Regions from separate parts of the Homo sapiens genome. Here region 2 is linked to region 1. The links are chromatin loops, found by intact Hi-C in ENCODE. Cell type or tissue: transverse colon. All regions are shown on one strand. Links, peaks and the distances in the headings refer to the core of each region. The heading gives the core; the rest is flanking DNA. Region 1 holds the start of LOC105373022 (a long non-coding RNA gene). Region 2 overlaps CSF2RB (colony stimulating factor 2 receptor subunit beta).

Region 1 (9,464 bases), core at 494-8,493:
ATGAACGCATCTATGTGTGTGCGTGTGTGTGTGTGTATACACACATATATATTATTCAATGGGTGAGTTGGTAAAAAGTCCAAATTTATCAATAATTCTGATACCATAAACATAGATGGATTCCATGCATGAGTTAAAAGACTGTCAGGGCCGGGCACAGCGGCTCATGCCTGTAACCCCAGCACTTTGGGAGGTAGAGGCTGGCAGATCACGAGGTCAGGAGTTTGAGACCAGCCTGGCCAATATGGTGAAATGCCGTCTCTACTAAAAACACTAAAAAATTAGCCGGGCGTGGTGGTGCACACCTGTAATCCCAGCTACTCAGGAGGCTGAGGCAGGGGAATCGCTTGAACTCGGGAGGCGGAGGTTACAGTGAGCCGAGATCGCACCACTGCACTCCAACCTAAGCGAGAGAGTGAGACTCCGTCAAAAAAAAAAAAAAAAAGACTGTCAGATTGAATTTTTAAAAATCTAAATCTATGTAAGTGTCATATGTACAAGAGACACACATAAGGTAAAACGTCATGGAAACATTGAAATTAAAAAAAAAGTATGAAAAAAGATATTCCTGGAAACCACTAACCAGAAGACAGCTGGGACGTCTATACAGATTCACAATCTACTTTTGTGTAAACTTGGTACTCAAACTCACTTGGTAGCACTCCTTGACCCTGAGCTGAATAGTTAACGCTTACCAGCCATATGTGTCTCTGCTATTCCCTTATTTTTTGATGCTTTTGGGGGGATGAATTTTGATTTTATGTACAGCTCAAGTAAGAACCCGTCAAAATCAGAAGTGAAAAGCTTTTGCTGATAATGAAGCTGATGAAAATTGCATGGGTGGATTTGTTAAGTAACGGTATCTGATGAAAACCTTGGCTCTGATCAATTGGCAGTGGGCTTCAGTCTGCTCTGCAGAATGGCTGATGAGGACCCACCAATTGCTTACACCCTGTTGACTGTTCTTGGCGTACCATGTGCTACAGGAACACACCAGATACATTTGACAGTAACTGGAAAAAGCCTACATCCACCATCTTTGTAGGATGTATCCAATTTACCGTCTGTCAGTACACATACTAGACACCATGAGTAACCAGAGAAATATTTTCTGACTGATTAATAACATTTTTATACCAGCGGTACAAACTCATTGCAGGGATTCTAGCTTGGAAAAAACAATTGTTAGATGTTATCATTCCTAGGAAACTGCTATGCATACTCCCTCCCTAAACATCTTGTGGAAAAGCAGTTTCAGCTTTTATTTCCCCTTGGGGGATATGTGCATTTTAGCCTAAGTGCAAAGAAGTTTAGAGGAAGGGTAAACACTTTTTTTCAGGCTGTGCTCTTGCTACCATCACAGAACCTAAGATTCCATGGCTCCCGAAAGAGTCCAGTGTTAAGAATGTCATGTACACAATTGACAGTGTTTGGAATGATGCTGATTATACATTAACACATTTGACACAGATTCTGACTATACTGATGCTTGCAAACAAGTCTGTACATAAAGGTTTTGGAGAATTTTTGTGACTTATGAGAAAATGATGATGTAAGACTTCATTCTTGCACAAAAAGTTTATCAGCTAAAAGTGGAAATAACTGAGAAAAACTGATACCAAAGAAATGTCAAACACCGTGATTCAGCTATTGTTCATTCTTTGCATAGTGGGGAAGTTGCTAACAAATACAGATAAGGGTTACTGTGATGATAATGACTACACAATTAACACAGAGTAAAACATTCCCATTAAAAATATGGTGAATATTTAATTAGTTAATTATGGGCCTTGAGCAATTCTCAATTAATGGTGAGCAGGAGATAATGGAAAATTACCCAATTAGAAACAGGCTTCTCAAGTAGGCATCTCATGGAATAGGATGCTGGAAGAAGTCATTAAAAAGGCAATTGATTGCAGTGTGCTTCTTGGTTTGGGGACCCTGTTCCTGGTACATCATGAGATGTCCAGGAGGGAATATCTGGCATCCTCAAGTTAAGATAATTCAAGGTGTGTTTAATAAAGGGACTGTTTACAAAGACGTAGACAACACACAGGAAAACCTCAAGGAATAGTTCAATATCCCAGGGATAGGACCTCAGACCTGTTACATTCCTGAGCCCAAAGGAATAAAGGGAAGGAGTGTCTACAAAACCTGGAAGGAGGGGATTGTGTAGACATGGCCTCCTTAGAAGGACTGGTGATCTTTGACTGGTGGGCGAGATTGACCCAAAGTAACCCCGCTGGGAGGCGATCAGAGGAACAAATACCCCGCCCTCCTCTCCTTCCCCATTCTGATCTCAGGGGAGGGGTTCCCTACTGCCAAACAAAACTGGAAGCCCTAGGGCCAGGCTGTTGTAATCCACACAGGTTAGCTTCCCAAGGTAGACAGCAGGGCGGAAGAGAGCACAGTGTAGATGTGAGTGGGGAAAAATGAAGATATCTGGCATCCTCCACCCGTTTTGCCCCTCATTATATACGCTTATCCTTCAGCCAAGTGAAAACTCCATGTTCCCAAGACAGGGAACACAGGAATTCCCATCAGCTATTTTGGCATTTTAGGATCATATCCATACAGACATACTCCCACCTGAAACCCAAAGTGTGAGCTGCTACGGGTATTCTTTATATAAAGCAGTGGAGGCATGATGAATGAAGTAATATACGCATGGCTGTTAGAGCCCCTGCATCCGCAGCTGGTCACAGGTCCAAAGCTGATATTTTGAGCTACCTGTTCCCAGTGTTCATTTCATGTTCCTCTTTCCTCTGCCAGTACATGGGTCAAATAAGGGTCTTTATGTGGTGGAGCAACTCAAGACTTCATTCCTATGGGATCTGAGTTCTCGTTAGACTTGTCTTTATCAGATTGCCTCAGTATTCCATTGACCAGGACTATTGGGTAAGAAAATACTGAGAGGCACCTATGTGAATCACGGTGGGACCACACATAGTCCTGTCTACCTCCTTTCTTTTTTCTTTTCTTTTCTTTTTTTTTTCTTTTTTTTTTTTTTTTTTTTTTTTTTTTTTGAGATGGAGTTTTGCTCTTGTTGCCCAGGCTTGAGTGCAGTGGCACAATTTCAGCTCACTGCAATCTCTGCCTCCCGGGTTCAAGTGATTCTTCTGCCTCAGCCTCCCAAGTAGCTGGGATTACAGACACCCAGCACCAAGTCCAGCTAATTTTTTTTTTGTTGTATTTTTAGTGGAAACGGGGTTTCACCATGTTGGCCAGGCTGGTCTTGAACTCCTGACCTCAGATGATCCACCTTTCTCCACCTCTTTCTCCACCTATTGGCTCAGTGGCACAAGGAGGGTCAAATGGTTCAAATTTCTAAAAAATATCACTTTGTATATGCCACAAGTTTTCATATGCCCTATTGTCATTTGATTGTAACTACTATTTAAATTCAATTAGGATATTATCTGAGCTATCAGTTACTTAGAAGTGTGTTTTAAAATTTTTAAACATGTGAGGATTTTATTTTTTGTTTGTTTGTTTTTGGGGGTTTTTTTGAGTTGGAGTCTTGCTCTGTCGCCTAGGCTGGAGTGCAGTGGCACAATCTCGGCTCACTGCAACTTCTGCCTCCCGCGTTCAAGCGATTCTCCTGCCTCAGCCTCCCAAGTAGCTGGGATTATAGGGATGCACTACCACACCCAGCTAATTTTTGTATTTTCAGTGGAGATGGGGTTTCACCATGTTGGTCAGGCTGGTCTTGAACTCCTGACCTCAAGTGATCCACCCACCTCGGCCTCCCAAACTGCTGGGATTACAGTTGTGAACCACCATGCTTGGCCATGTGAGGACTTTAAAAAAACACTTTTTTTTCTTTTTCTTTTTAAAGTATCCTTGCACGTTTTGTGCAGATTCATTTGTCTTTCATGTCCTTCAGTTTTAGAGACCTAGACAAGCTAAGGGAGTGAATCAAAATCAACAGATAACAAGGGTGAGGTTTCTCAAACTGAAGCATCCTGTTTACGTCTGGTAAAACCACCTCCACAGAACATCATGCGTCGTCAGGTATAAGGCCTAACACCTGTGGTGTGTAGTGATACAGCATTTTATCTCTTCCTTGTAGCCCATGAAATAAAGAGAAAGTTTGTTCAAGAGATGATGGTAGTTTTCACTGCACTAGAGTGTTACAAGAAAGTAAGTGAGAACAATAACCCCAGGACAGGGAGGCTGCTGCTCACTGCTCCAGCATCTGCAGCATTCTCCTGAGGGGACACATTAAGGCAGCAGAGAGACATTTCCCAAAATAAACAGCGAGGGAAATAAAGGTGTAGGAGTCACAGTGAGGAGGCTAAAGTGACTCCATCTTGGAAGCTAATCCACCATGTTGACTTCTGATTAACCCCGGTTCTGGGAATGCCGCTAAGATTTCCATTTTATCTATTGTTCTTTGTGTGAGAACATATGCCTACCATAAATCCTGCCTTTAGATCAAATTAAGCGTGCTACCCTTTCTTTATGGTGTATAATCCCTGGGTCTGGGGGATAATAGTGTAGAGATCTACCTGTCTCACAGCTGCCCAAGACCATCCTTCAGTCCCTAAGTTCCCAAATAAAACCATCCTATAACAAGCTGGATTCGTCTGCTTCCTTCTTTGGTATCCTGGCTCCTATGTTTGCAGGTCACTTTGCATATACAGGCTTAAAAAAACACTTTTAATAGTCAAATATAACAATACAGAAAGTACATAAAAGAAAAATAGCTGAAAATTAACAAGCTAAACTTCCAAAATCAGAAGTAAAAAAACAAAAACAAACAAACAATAGAATTAGCTCAAGGAGAGAAGTAAAGACATAAAGATAAGGCCAGAACTCAAGATCACCACAACCAACAACAAAAAATACAATAGAAAAGGTCAACAAAGCCAAAATTGGGTTCTTAGGAAAGACTATGGTAAAACTGATGAAGATAAAAAGAAAGAAGAAAAAATAGTATTAGGAATGTAAATGAACCATAATTATAGATGAAACAGAGGTTTAAAATACACTGAGAATTTCGTCAAAAGCTTTATATTCTAAATTTTAAAATTTAGGTTAAACAAATACTTAGAATAGTATAATTTGGTTTAAAAAATCAAGAGAATAGAGAGACTGAATTTTCCTTTAACTATTAAATACATTGAAGTTGAAATGTTGCCTCCCCAGGCACATACAGTTTTATGGGCAAGTTCTACCAAACGTTAGAACAGCAGATTATGCTAACATTACAAAAAAATCTTCCAGAAAATAGAAGATAGACTATTTCCCAACTCATCTATGCAGCCAGAATAATCTTCTTGCCTGTCTTAGTCTGTTTTGTGCTTCTATAGCAGAATACCACCGATTGGATAATTTATAAAGAAAATAAATTTATTTCACACAGGTCTGGAGGCTGGGCAGTCCAAGGTCAAGGCACCGGTAGATCAGGGTCCAGTTTCTCTGTTTCCAACATGGCATCTTGAGCGCCGCATCCTCCAGAGGGGAGGAACACTATGTCTTCACATGGCAGAAGAGCAGAAAAGGAAAAGAGTAAATCCATTCCTGCAAAGCCTTTTTATAACAGTATTAATCCATTAAACACCTCCCAAAAACTTCCACATTCCAACACTGTGACATTGGAAATTGAGTTTCCAACACATTAATTTTAGGGGACACATTCAGACCACAGCAATTCCCAAATATGCAAAAGCAGTACAAGTAGTAAAAATTATAAATCAATCACATATATGAAGATAGAGACTTTAGCAAACTAAATTCAGCAGGAAACACACATACACACAAAGACAATATAAATGCCTACATTAGGTTTAACCCAGACATACAAGGAAAGATTTGCATCTAAACATGTATAAGTACTATTCATGCCGGGCGCGGTGGCTCACGTCTGTAATCCCAGCACTTTGGGAGGCCGAGGCGGGTGAACCACGACGTCAGGAGATCGACCTCGTTCGGCGGGTGGACCACGAGGTCAGGAGATCGACCTGGCTAACACGGTGAAACCTTGTCTTTACTAAAAACACAAAAAATTAGCCGGGCGTGGCAGCAGTCGCCTGTAGTCCCAGCTACTCGGGAGGCTGAGGCAGGAAAATGGCGTCAACCCGGGAGGCGGAGCTTGCAGTGAGCCGAGATCGCGCCACTGCACTCCAGCCTGAGCGACGGAGCGAGACTCCGCCTCAAAAAAAAAAAAATTATTCACCACCACATAAAAGAATAAAGGAGAAAAACTATATGATCAACTCAACAGATGCGGGGAAAATAATTTGATACAATTCAAGACCTATTCATGAATTTAAATTAAACGCACGTGCACATACCCACACACCTCTTAGTATACTGGGAATAAAAGCGATGCCTTTCATTTAATAAAGGCTGTCTTCAAGAAAATCTGCAGCAAACATCATTCTAACATTTAGTAGGAGCACATTTGAATATAGCAGCAGTTCCTTTACATGGTAGAAAGGCAAGAATGTCCACTATCGCTCATCTACCAACACTGGAGGCCCCAGCCACGCAGCATGGCATTAAAAAGAAATAAAAGCCTAAGAATTGGAAGGCAAAAGCATATCTGTCATTATTCACATTTGCTATAATCGTCTACATTGAAAACCCAATAGAATGTATAGGCAAATCATTCACTGTGATAAGAGTGCGTCACTGTGTGGCTGATTATGCTAACATTAAAAGTTGATTGCCTTTCTAGACGACAGCAATAAATAATTTGAAAAGAATTCTTAAAAGAGATGCCATTTACAACATCAATAAAACCTTAACGTACTTGGAAATAAATCTAACCAAAGGTAGGCAACACCTGTATGTAGAAAATGGTAAAACTTAACTGAAAGATTAAAGAAAACTGAAATAAATGGAGAGACAACCCATGTTCATGAATAGGAGGCTAATATTGCACAGCTGCCAGTTCTCCCAACTGATCTATAGCTATCCATAGGTTTGATGCAAATAGAAAAAAATCCCAATAATTTATTTCTTCTTTTTGTTTTATTTTGTTTTTGTATATATTTTCATAAACTTTTTCTAACATTTATATAGAAGAGCAAAGGACTTGAAATAGCCAAGTTACTCCTGAAGATGTATAAAGTGATGGGAGATGACCTCTAGAATAGCAAGAATTATTATAAAGCAATGGAAATGAAAACAATGTAATATTGTCCTAGGGACTGATCATTTATCTATGGAACAGAATAGAGAGCCCAGAAATACTTGATATGTGATAGAAGTAGATTTGGCCGGGCACAGTGGCGCACGCCTGTAAACCCAGCAATTTGGGAGGCTAAGGCGGGCAGATCATAAGGTGAAGAGTTTGAGACCAGCCTGACCAACATGGTGAAACCCCTTCTCTACTAAAAATACAAAAATTAGTCAGGTGTGGTGGCATGTACCTGTAATCCCTGCTACTCAAGAGGCTGAGGCAGGAGAATCGCTTGAATCCGGGAGGCGGAGGTTGCAGTGAGCCAAAATCACACCACTGCACTCCAGCCTGGGTGACAGAGTGAGAGTCTGTCTCAAAAAAAAAAAAAAAAAAAAAAAAAAGGTAGATTTGCAGATTAGTTGGGGGAAGAGAAATCAAATCACATAATGGTGCTTGGGCAATTGCTAGGCCATATGGAACACAAAACAAATGAGATTGGATCCCTAACTTAAACCATTCCAAAAGGCAACTTATGCATTAAACTGTAAGACAGAAAAGTAATACTTTGAGAAGATATATAGGATGCTATCTACCAAATCTTGGGATAGAGAACAATTTCATAAAGAAAACAAAAATAAATAAATATTAATAAATTTGATTACATTAAGCTCAAGATGTTCTCATCATCAAAAGTCACAAGAGAAGAGGCACAGTGGCTCAGCCTGTAATCCCAACACTTGAGAAGGCCCAGGTAGGAGGATTGCTTGAAGCCAGAAGTTTGCAACTAACCTGGGGAACAAAGCTAGACCTTGTCTCTATAAAAGAAATGTTAAAATTAGCTGATGTGCCTATAGTCCCAGCTACTCAGGAAGCTGAGGCAAGGGATCACTTGAGCCCAGGAGTTCGAGGTGGCAGTGAGCTACAACTGCACCACTGCTTTCTAGCCTGGGTGACAGAGGCCCTGTTAAAAACAGAACAGAACAAAACAAAACAAAAAACAAAAAGAAGACACAAGGAAGAGAAAAGATAAGCCAAAGACTAGAAGATATTTGCAAGATGTGTAACTGACAAAAGATTAGTATCTAGAATACATAAAGAATTCCCACATATTAATAAGAAAAATAAGGACAACTATATAAAAAACGGGCAAAGCCATGATTAGATATTCCAGTAAAGAGGAAAAAAAATGGTCAATAACTATATAAAAAGATACTCAGTAGTAATAAGAGGAGTGCAAACTGGTTCAATCTCTGGAAGACAGTTTGCAATTTTTTTGTAGAGTTGAACATTCCCATATCTTATGACTCAGCAATGAAACTTGCACATGACCCTGGGACATAAGCAAGAACATTCATGACAGCTCTCTTCCTAATAGCCCCCAACAAATGTAAGCAACCCAAACATCTGTCCAGAGAAGAGTAGGTTCATACAGTGATTATAGCACAATGACAACATGAATGATTCTTAGAAATGTAATTGAATGAAAAATCAACTATCAGAAGATAAGATTCTATTTTTTTAAAGCTCAAGTACTATAAACAGAAATAGCAGATACAAAATTCAAGATAGTGGTTATTTTTGGGAGGGAGGTAGCAAAGGCATAGGAGAGGAAGACATAGGTAAGTATCAGTAACAGGTACTGAAATTTGTTGGAATACTTGGGGTTGAGTGGGTGGGGGAGTGGGTTCACAGCTGTTTATTATACTTTATGGCTTACATATAGGTTACACATAATCTTTTGCATGTATCAAATATGACATTAAAGGTAACATATAGTTTACAAGCTTAAAAATCGGTTTCCATAAAAGATTCTTATTCTCCAGTTTTCAGAGCTTTGACTTCATTTGGCATAAATTAATTACTTTGATCTGTTATGCCAGGAGAGCATTGCTGGCCACGTGGTAGGAGTGGGGTTTTCCTGAAAGACAGGGTGGGATGAGGCTGTGGTGAGCCTCCCCTTGGAGAGGAAATGGTGAGGCAGGAGTCCAAGCCTAGCATTGCTGGCTGGAGGGACCTGGAGCTCTCTTCCCAGGCTGAAAACTTTGGGACTTTCCACCTTTGAAGTTCTGGTTAATATTCTGTTTCCCTGCAAACAAGTGCAGGGAATAACCTTACAATAACCATGGGCTGGAGGTTTGTCCTTAGGGGGAAAGAGGAATGGGACAAAGGACAGGGAGGACAGGTTCAGCTGAGCATGGGAGTGGGGGTGGAGAGCAGGGAGTTCATGCTGAAAAAGAAAGGCAGACAACCACTCACTTAGAGGCTGTTAGGAAGATGCTGAAAGAAAGCAGGGGAGGCCATGAGGCCCTGGAGGTAAAAACATGGTTTCTGG
Region 2 (9,276 bases), core at 1-8,000, 50 kb after region 1:
CCGTAGCAGGCCTGCAACAACTTGTAGGTGAGCCGTCTCCCCGATTAGATGGTGGCCAAAGAGAAAGGGAAGGCCTTTGCAGAGAGCACCTCCCACCTGGTCATCAGACCCGCAAGTTGAAAGAGGCAAAGAGTAAAGCAGGCAGAAACTGGGCGTGGAGTCAGAAGTTCTCCACCCACTCTTCATGAGACAGCACAGCTGGGCAGAGGATGCCACATCTCTGGGTGGGCACAGAGATGTGGGGCTCCAGACCCCACTCCACTCAGGCCTCCTTCCCTCCCTTGGACCACTAGTCGTTGGAAAGTGACACCTGGTGTTCAGTACAGACTGCAAGTGAGGACTTGAGGGAGCAGAGGAGAGCAGGTCTCATGATCGCTCCTCCTTTAAACTGGGACTTAGGCTTCTGTTAATATGGCCCTTGGTTTCTTAGCTTTTGGGACTACCAAGTTTTTGTGGTTGCTCAGCCCGAGTTTCCTGTTACCATGGAAGCAAGAAAATCTAGAGCCACAGACTGGGTCCTTGGATTGGAAGGTTTTGCTGTGATTCCTTCATCTTCCCACCTCCCTGCACTTGCTGCGTGCACTGACCCCTCACCTTTCACCACAGTGACCACCAGGCGACTCCCGCAGAACAAGACAAGTCCAAGGGGTGGTTTCAGAGAGAGTAAGGATACAGGAGATATTGGGAGCAACCCAAGTCCCCAGCCAGGCTTGGTAGCGGCAGGGGCCCAGGGAGAGGGCCACAACCAGGTAGAAAGGAGGCCGGACCAATGGGCCCAAGAGAGGAGGAAGAGGGGAGTCCTGGAGGAACCTGGCCTGGGAGCTCAGGGCTGGGCAGCAGGTGGGATCAGGGGCCTCTGGAGGGGCCTTTGCTCCTGCTGGTGCCTCTGCCACTATGCCTTTCCCCATCTCCACCTCTAATCCTTCCTATTACTGGAGGCCCAGCTAATATGCCACCTCCTTCAGGAAGTCCCCTGTGATTGCCATGAACAGTGGTTCTTGCCCTCCCTGTAGCACCTCCTGTGCTATAGATCCTGGAAAGGATCTGACCCTCCTGTGTCCTCCCAGCACTTTGAACACTGTGGGGGTTCAGACCAATGCCCTTCCCAGCATGGATCTGGCCTCTCTCCCCTAATCCCCCAAGGCAGTAAGTTCCAGAGCCCTGGGCCTGCACAGAGCGGGGTCTTAAGGAATACTGCACCAACCCCACTCCCTGCCCTGAGGTCGATTTCCCGCCCAGATGCTGACATTCCTCTTTCTCCCCGGCTGCTGGAAGTGCTGCCTATGTGGGTGCTGGCCCTCATCGTGATCTTCCTCACCATCGCTGTGCTCCTGGCCCTCCGCTTCTGTGGCATCTACGGGTACAGGTGAGGGGACTCTGTGGGGCTGGAGGTGGCAGCCGAGACCCCAGAGGGCACTGGGGAATCCCACCCAGCTCCCTCCAGGCCCTGCTCTGCCGCTCCCTTCCTGGGCCTCAGTTTCCCCTCTGGGCATGAGCATGGGAGCAGCTGGCCATGAGGTCTCTGATGGCTGTCACCTCCGTGGTGTCTTCCAGGCTGCGCAGAAAGTGGGAGGAGAAGATCCCCAACCCCAGCAAGAGCCACCTGTTCCAGGTAGGAACTGGCTGCGAGGGGCGGAGTGGGGGCTTCTCTGTTCCTGCCTCTCTTGTCTCTGTCCCCACCTCCTCCTTCCCTTCCTGTGGGCTTTGGGTGGTAGGGATGTAGGTGGACTGGGCTTTGGGAGCTTTGGGAGTGGGGCCAGCACTTGGAAATTCATTCCCGGGATTCCCTGGAGTGCCCACACCTGGCCCTGCCTGCCAGAGCTCTGCATGGAGCCCAGTGGAGAGAACTGAGTGTGGGGATGCCTGGGACAGGGTGGGCTCACAGAGGGGGTTCCTGCTACCAGGATGGATGGGGTGTCAGGAGGCAGAAGGGCTCCCCAAGGACAAGATACCTGGGCTGAGCTTTGAGGGTCCCAGTGGTGCCAGGTGGCAAAAGTTGCTCTGGCTCAGGGCATCTTGAGGGTGGAGACAGAAACCCTTCAGGAAGGGAGCTGAAGGGGTGGGACAGGAGGCTGGGGGCCATGTTGGGAGGCTGAGATGACCATGGGGAAGACACCAGCGTGTGGGTGATGGGAGCCCTATAGTCAGGCAGGCAGGGCCAGCTTTGCCTGTGGAGGGGTCTCTTGGCTGGTGTGGAGGAGAAATGGGGGTGAGCATGGAGACAGGCACTCCAGGTTAGAAAAATCACAGGAAAAGGGCCCTGTCCTCAGGTAGCAGGGACATGGGGGAAGTCCCCGCCCCTCTCTGGGCCTCACTTTGCTGGTGTCAAAAGGCCGTGGCCAGTCCTGAAGAAGTGGAGATTCTTCTCTTGTCTGGGGGCTCCTTGAATCCTCCTGCACCCCCGTCACCCTCTGCCTTGCCCCCACCTCGGACCTCCTGATGCTCACCGGCCCAAATGTCTCTGCTCTTGCAGAACGGGAGCGCAGAGCTTTGGCCCCCAGGCAGCATGTCGGCCTTCACTAGCGGGAGTCCCCCACACCAGGGGCCGTGGGGCAGCCGCTTCCCTGAGCTGGAGGGGTGAGTGGGCTCGTGGATCACTCCTGACCTTTGGGGTTCATACGGGGGGCTGACTCCATTGTGGAAATCAGGGACTCAAGTGAGGCTGCCTGTGGCTCACTGTGAAGGGATCCAAGGGAGCTGGTTTGCACTAAAGCAGGAGGCACCTGGGGGGGATGTGAGGAAGAACTTCCTCTTTCCAGGTAAGGAAGTGCCAGACAAGGGGAGTGACCGGAAGTGAAAGAGGGAAACAGTTGGCCTTCCCCTCCCTGGCTGCCTCAGAGGCGTCACACTGCAGAGGCCTCATGGGGTAGCTGGGGCTGCAGACTCCCGGGAACTCGGCGCCTGAGCCGGCAGCTGACCACCAACTCGGCAGGGAGAAGGGGGTGGCATGGTTGATAGAATGATGGAAGGGTTGCCCAGTGCACAGGCTGGGCATGAGCCTGGTGCTGAAGGAGGATGGACTTTAAGGTCAAAAGGGAGAGGGTACCAGCCTTGCAGAGGAAGACCTTGAGCTCAGCATGGAGGATGGAGCTCCTGAGCCACGGAAAGACTGAATCCATGTCCCATGTCCTTCTCTGGGGCCCCTGCTCCCTCAACCCTGTCCCGTTCAGGTTCTCTCTGTGAGATCTGGGGGACATCAGGGCTTCCAGAGAACCATCTCCACCCCACCAAGACCCTTGTGCCTGACCCGGATCATCTGCCCAGGGTGGTCCCAACTCTTCTGCCCATTTTCTTCCCACAGGGTGTTCCCTGTAGGATTCGGGGACAGCGAGGTGTCACCTCTCACCATAGAGGACCCCAAGCATGTCTGTGATCCACCATCTGGGCCTGACACGACTCCAGCTGCCTCAGATCTACCCACAGAGCAGCCCCCCAGCCCCCAGCCAGGCCCGCCTGCCGCCTCCCACACACCTGAGAAACAGGCTTCCAGCTTTGACTTCAATGGGCCCTACCTGGGGCCGCCCCACAGCCGCTCCCTACCTGACATCCTGGGCCAGCCGGAGCCCCCACAGGAGGGTGGGAGCCAGAAGTCCCCACCTCCAGGGTCCCTGGAGTACCTGTGTCTGCCTGCTGGGGGGCAGGTGCAACTGGTCCCTCTGGCCCAGGCGATGGGACCAGGACAGGCCGTGGAAGTGGAGAGAAGGCCGAGCCAGGGGGCTGCAGGGAGTCCCTCCCTGGAGTCCGGGGGAGGCCCTGCCCCTCCTGCTCTTGGGCCAAGGGTGGGAGGACAGGACCAAAAGGACAGCCCTGTGGCTATACCCATGAGCTCTGGGGACACTGAGGACCCTGGAGTGGCCTCTGGTTATGTCTCCTCTGCAGACCTGGTATTCACCCCAAACTCAGGGGCCTCGTCTGTCTCCCTAGTTCCCTCTCTGGGCCTCCCCTCAGACCAGACCCCCAGCTTATGTCCTGGGCTGGCCAGTGGACCCCCTGGAGCCCCAGGCCCTGTGAAGTCAGGGTTTGAGGGCTATGTGGAGCTCCCTCCAATTGAGGGCCGGTCCCCCAGGTCACCAAGGAACAATCCTGTCCCCCCTGAGGCCAAAAGCCCTGTCCTGAACCCAGGGGAACGCCCGGCAGATGTGTCCCCAACATCCCCACAGCCCGAGGGCCTCCTTGTCCTGCAGCAAGTGGGCGACTATTGCTTCCTCCCCGGCCTGGGGCCCGGCCCTCTCTCGCTCCGGAGTAAACCTTCTTCCCCGGGACCCGGTCCTGAGATCAAGAACCTAGACCAGGCTTTTCAAGTCAAGAAGCCCCCAGGCCAGGCTGTGCCCCAGGTGCCCGTCATTCAGCTCTTCAAAGCCCTGAAGCAGCAGGACTACCTGTCTCTGCCCCCTTGGGAGGTCAACAAGCCTGGGGAGGTGTGTTGAGACCCCCAGGCCTAGACAGGCAAGGGGATGGAGAGGGCTTGCCTTCCCTCCCGCCTGACCTTCCTCAGTCATTTCTGCAAAGCCAAGGGGCAGCCTCCTGTCAAGGTAGCTAGAGGCCTGGGAAAGGAGATAGCCTTGCTCCGGCCCCCTTGACCTTCAGCAAATCACTTCTCTCCCTGCGCTCACACAGACACACACACACACACGTACATGCACACATTTTTCCTGTCAGGTTAACTTATTTGTAGGTTCTGCATTATTAGAACTTTCTAGATATACTCATTCCATCTCCCCCTCATTTTTTTAATCAGGTTTCCTTGCTTTTGCCATTTTTCTTCCTTCTTTTTTCACTGATTTATTATGAGAGTGGGGCTGAGGTCTGAGCTGAGCCTTATCAGACTGAGATGCGGCTGGTTGTGTTGAGGACTTGTGTGGGCTGCCTGTCCCCGGCAGTCGCTGATGCACATGACATGATTCTCATCTGGGTGCAGAGGTGGGAGGCACCAGGTGGGCACCCGTGGGGGTTAGGGCTTGGAAGAGTGGCACAGGACTGGGCACGCTCAGTGAGGCTCAGGGAATTCAGACTAGCCTCGATTGTCACTCCGAGAAATGGGCATGGTATTGGGGGTCGGGGGGGCGGTGCAAGGGACGCACATGAGAGACTGTTTGGGAGCTTCTGGGGAGCCCTGCTAGTTGTCTCAGTGATGTCTGTGGGACCTCCAGTCCCTTGAGACCCCACGTCATGTAGAGAAGTTAACGGCCCAAGTGGTGGGCAGGCTGGCGGGACCTGGGGAACATCAGGAGAGGAGTCCAGAGCCCACGTCTACTGCGGAAAAGTCAGGGGAAACTGCCAAACAAAGGAAAATGCCCCAAAGGCATATATGCTTTAGGGCCTTTGGTCCAAATGGCCCGGGTGGCCACTCTTCCAGATAGACCAGGCAACTCTCCCTCCCACCGGCCACAGATGAGGGGCTGCTGATCTATGCCTGGGCCTGCACCAGGGATTATGGTTCTTTTAAATCTTTGCCTTTCAGATACAGGAAAAATAATGGCATTAAATTGCTTTAATTTGCATTATTTTAGTTATCCAGTTTGCACATATTTTTATAGGTATCTTAGGCATCGATTGGTATTTTTTAACTGGGCCAAGCCCATTAAGGTCTTTCTTCTGTTGGGTGCTATCATTTTCTGATTAAGTCTTTTTGACTATTGACATACAGTCTTTCACAGATGGTGGAGTGTTTTTCCCCCAAATCTGTTGTTTGTCTTATAATGTTGTATATGAGGTTTTATGGTGTATGAATATGAATGCTTCTGTAATGTCAAACAGATCCCTAGTAAACTCCTTCTTCACTTTTACTGTCAGATTTACAAAGGTCCTCCCATTGCAAAGCAGTGTTTGTCCTAATTTATATATTGTTTTTCTAGTTCATTTTGTGTTTCCAACTTTTCATGTAAAATTTTAATTATTTTTGAATGTGTGGATGTGAGACTGAGGTGCCTTTTGGTACTGAAATTCTTTTTCCATGTACCTGAAGTGTTACTTTTGTGATATAGGAAATCCTTGTATATATACTTTATTGGTCCCTAGGCTTCCTATTTTGTTACCTTGCTTTCTCTATGGCATCCACCATTTTGATTGTTCTACTTTTATGATATGTTTTCATAAGTGGTTAAGCAAGTATTCTCGTTACTTTTGCTCTTAAATCCCTATTCATTACAGCAATGTTGGTGGTCAAAGAAAATGATAAACAACTTGAATGTTCAATGGTCCTGAAATACATAACAACATTTTAGTACATTGTAAAGTAGAATCCTCTGTTCATAATGAACAAGATGAACCAATGTGGATTAGAAAGAAGTCCGAGATATTAATTCCAAAATATCCAGACATTGTTAAAGGGAAAAAATTGCAATAAAATATTTGTAACATAAAACAAAGTGAAACCCTGAATTTGTGTGTGCATGTTGGTGTAGTTGGAGGAAGGGGTTGCTCTTTGAAACCTCAATTGCTATTGTAAGTGATACAGCTCCAGTGACTGGAGGAACACCAGGGTCCTTAGTCTTGCGCCGATTTAAATAAAACGACACGGAAACACATGGAGTGGTTTTAAGGAGTGGAGAGTTTAATAGGCAAGAAAGAAGGAAGAAGCTCCCCTGTACAGAGACAGAGGGAGGGGGGATCCAAAGCTGAGAGAGGAAACCCTGAGTGCCACAGAAATAAGCCAGTTATATGAGGAGGCTAGAGAAGGCAGTATCTGATTTGCATAGGGCTCAGGGGATTGGTTTGACCAGGCATGTCATTCATGTAACCCCTGAAAAACCTGGCCCTTTCACCCTAGCATTTTAATATGCAAATGCAGGGCGCCATGATGTTCTACACAGGTGGGACTATGTGGGGGTGGCCATATTGCCAGGCAAACATGGGGACAAGGAAAAGATGGCGGGAATCCCCATGTTTGGGTGGACCCAGTTTCTAACGGTCTGCATTTGCATATCAAAGGTTGCCAGCCTGATTCTAAGAGCCGGGGCTTTCCTGCTAGACAAGAAACGTTTTTTGGAGCTGCTTTTAAAACAGAAACGAAAACTTCCCAAGGACCACTTTTCCTCTTTATCTGCCTCAAATAATTTTTTAATAATTCCTATAACACAAGGAAATGAATTCTGCCAAACAGAAGGGCCTTTGGTCTTTGGGGCACTACAGTGGGTACATGATGGCGTGTGGAACACCACGCAATGGAGGGAGACGCAGGGCACTCCTGGGAAAATCCAGGAGGGATGAGGGAAGAGGAAAGACAGTGAGGGAAAGGAGGATAAAGAACACACTTTTAAAAAATCGTTCATTATTATCTGAAATTCCAACACAACTGAACGTCCTGTATTTTTCCCTAGTCATGAGAGTGAAAAACTAAATAGAGACTGAGTTCCCCATACAAATAACTGAGAGTGATCGAGAGCTTATTCCTGGCAGGCCCCATTCGAGTGACCTCTAAGATCAATTCATTTAGATACTATGGAAGTGGAAGATACTATCTTTATCATTTTTGTCATTGAGGAAACTAAGGCACAGAGATGTCATACAACTTGCCCCAGGTCTGCCAGCAGGTAAGGGGCAGAGCCAAGATTTGAACTGTAGCCCTGTGTCTCAGAGCCTGCCCTCAAAAGGTAAGTCTCTCACCTAAAGATCCATACGGAGATGTAAGATGATCCATGTTGGTTGGCAAGACAGAAAAATCCATAAACCAAATAAATTGATTTGGTGGCAGGGGGAGATTGAATCAGAGGTGACCCTGAAAAGTGTCTGTTTATCTGGGAGCTGAACACTGAAGGTGCAATTCTCACCCATTGGAGTCCAGAGAGACCTTCCCTGGAGGACTGCAGCTCCCTCATCTGTCTTCCCCTGAGAACCCAGCCCAGAGCCATGCATGTAGTAGGTGATCATTGAGGTGAGCAAGGCCTGCAGGAGGCTGTCCCTAAGATGGAGGAGAACAAAAAACTTATTAGGGGGATGAAAGGGAGGGCAGGAAGCAGAAGTGGGCTAGGGAAGCCATTGGCCATCCAGAGTTGACATTTGTCCCCCCATGGGGAACTTGGGGGATGAATTGCCTGTTGGAAGAGCCCATGTTGGGTGGAAATGGCCAGTCCCGGAGCCCTTCATGGTGGGGAACCCTGAGAACACACTACATAAGGAAGGAGCAGGGCTGGAGACCATCAGCAGCTTGGGCCTCACAAGCATTTCACGTGTTTAATTGATCACACAGAACCCTTGCACCAAGACAATCGTTTGCTCCTAGAGGGAGCCTTTCCTTCGTTTGGAAACAATCCTTTCCCAACCCCAACAAGGCAACCTGCATCCGGTGGTGCTCAATCAATAGAAGCTGGGCAGCCCGGGTGCAGGGTCAGTGTGCCCAAAGCATTGAAATGCGGTGATTTGGGCCATGGGTCATGCTGGGTGTCCTGAGCAGGGGTAACTTCATCTACCCAGTGACGCAGGTAGCAACTCTCTGGGTCTGGTGGCACAGGAGGTAAAGGAATTTACCAAGCCAGTTGTAGGTAAAGAAAGGCAGATTTATTAGAGAAGGTATGAAAATACGTTGCAAGGTCGCAATTACAATGAGCAGAGAAGGGGCTGTCTGCAAAGAGGCAGTGGCTGAAGGGAAGTTTCATAGAGTCACGTTGAAGAGGGCTACATGCAGAACAAGCAGAACGAGGTTGTTGTGCCTGGTTGTTTGTGATTAGCTGTCTCTGAGAATAATTGATGACTTTTCTCCCCACTTGGGGCCCTCCCCAACCTGGGGCCTCTTCCTCATTGTTGCTTATTTATCAGGACTCCACCAGGGACAGAGTCACCCTACAAGTCCTAACTCAAGTGTGGGTTCTTCTTAGAACACAGCCCCTCCAGCTCCCTTGGAAATCCCCAAGTCTTCCCAAACGATGTAGGACTTTTCTTCTTGGTCACTTTGCAAGCCGGGGCCCCCAGTCAGTGATGCCTTGCCCAGGTCTCACTCGGCCACGCTATCGCGTATAACTTGTATAACTTGTACCCATGTTCAGTGGTTCCTGAGCCCTTGTACCTCGCCCAAGAAGAATGAAGATATACTGGACATTGGAGGGTGAGGAGGGCTGAGAATAATTTTATTGAGTGATGAAAATGGCTTTCCGTGGAAAGGGGATTCAGGGGTGGGAGGTGGGGTGTAGGGGGAGGTTTTGCCACGTGGCTCGGTCTGGGGCCCTTTATGGATTCAAAATGAGGAGTGTATGCTGATTGGTTTGTGAGTATGCAAAAAAGGTTAAAGTGACAACACCACTCAAAGCTGTGCACAATGGTGTAAGAAAACCAATTAGGAAA

The links. Hi-C counts contacts between places; a loop is a spot of excess contacts. Peaks named below come from ENCODE experiments on the same cell type or tissue, not always from the same donor. Only the 100,000 strongest peaks of a DNase experiment are listed, where the experiment ranks them.
Region 2: it touches region 1 in a loop (6-fold over the local background); 3 of 110 quality-filtered maps call a loop at or near these places.

Annotation. Positions count from the first base shown.
Region 1 is chr22:36,883,389-36,892,852 of GRCh38, forward strand. It overlaps LOC105373022 (a long non-coding RNA gene), which reads right to left and starts at 5,916. Exons shown (of 2, transcript XR_938229.2): 1 at 5,808-5,916; 2 at 4,640-5,481. In transverse colon, for the core only: no CTCF peak of the experiment used is centred there; no DNase peak of the experiment used is centred there; H3K27me3 peaks cover 1,298 bases.
Region 2 is chr22:36,934,076-36,943,351 of GRCh38, forward strand. CSF2RB (colony stimulating factor 2 receptor subunit beta) reads left to right here. Exons shown (of 14, transcript NM_000395.3): 11 at 1,276-1,366; 12 at 1,555-1,612; 13 at 2,474-2,577; 14 at 3,302-6,364. The coding sequence ends at 4,427. Among named protein-coding and RNA genes, the nearest start is that of CSF2RB, 25 kb to the left of the region's middle. In transverse colon, for the core only: no CTCF peak of the experiment used is centred there; no DNase peak of the experiment used is centred there.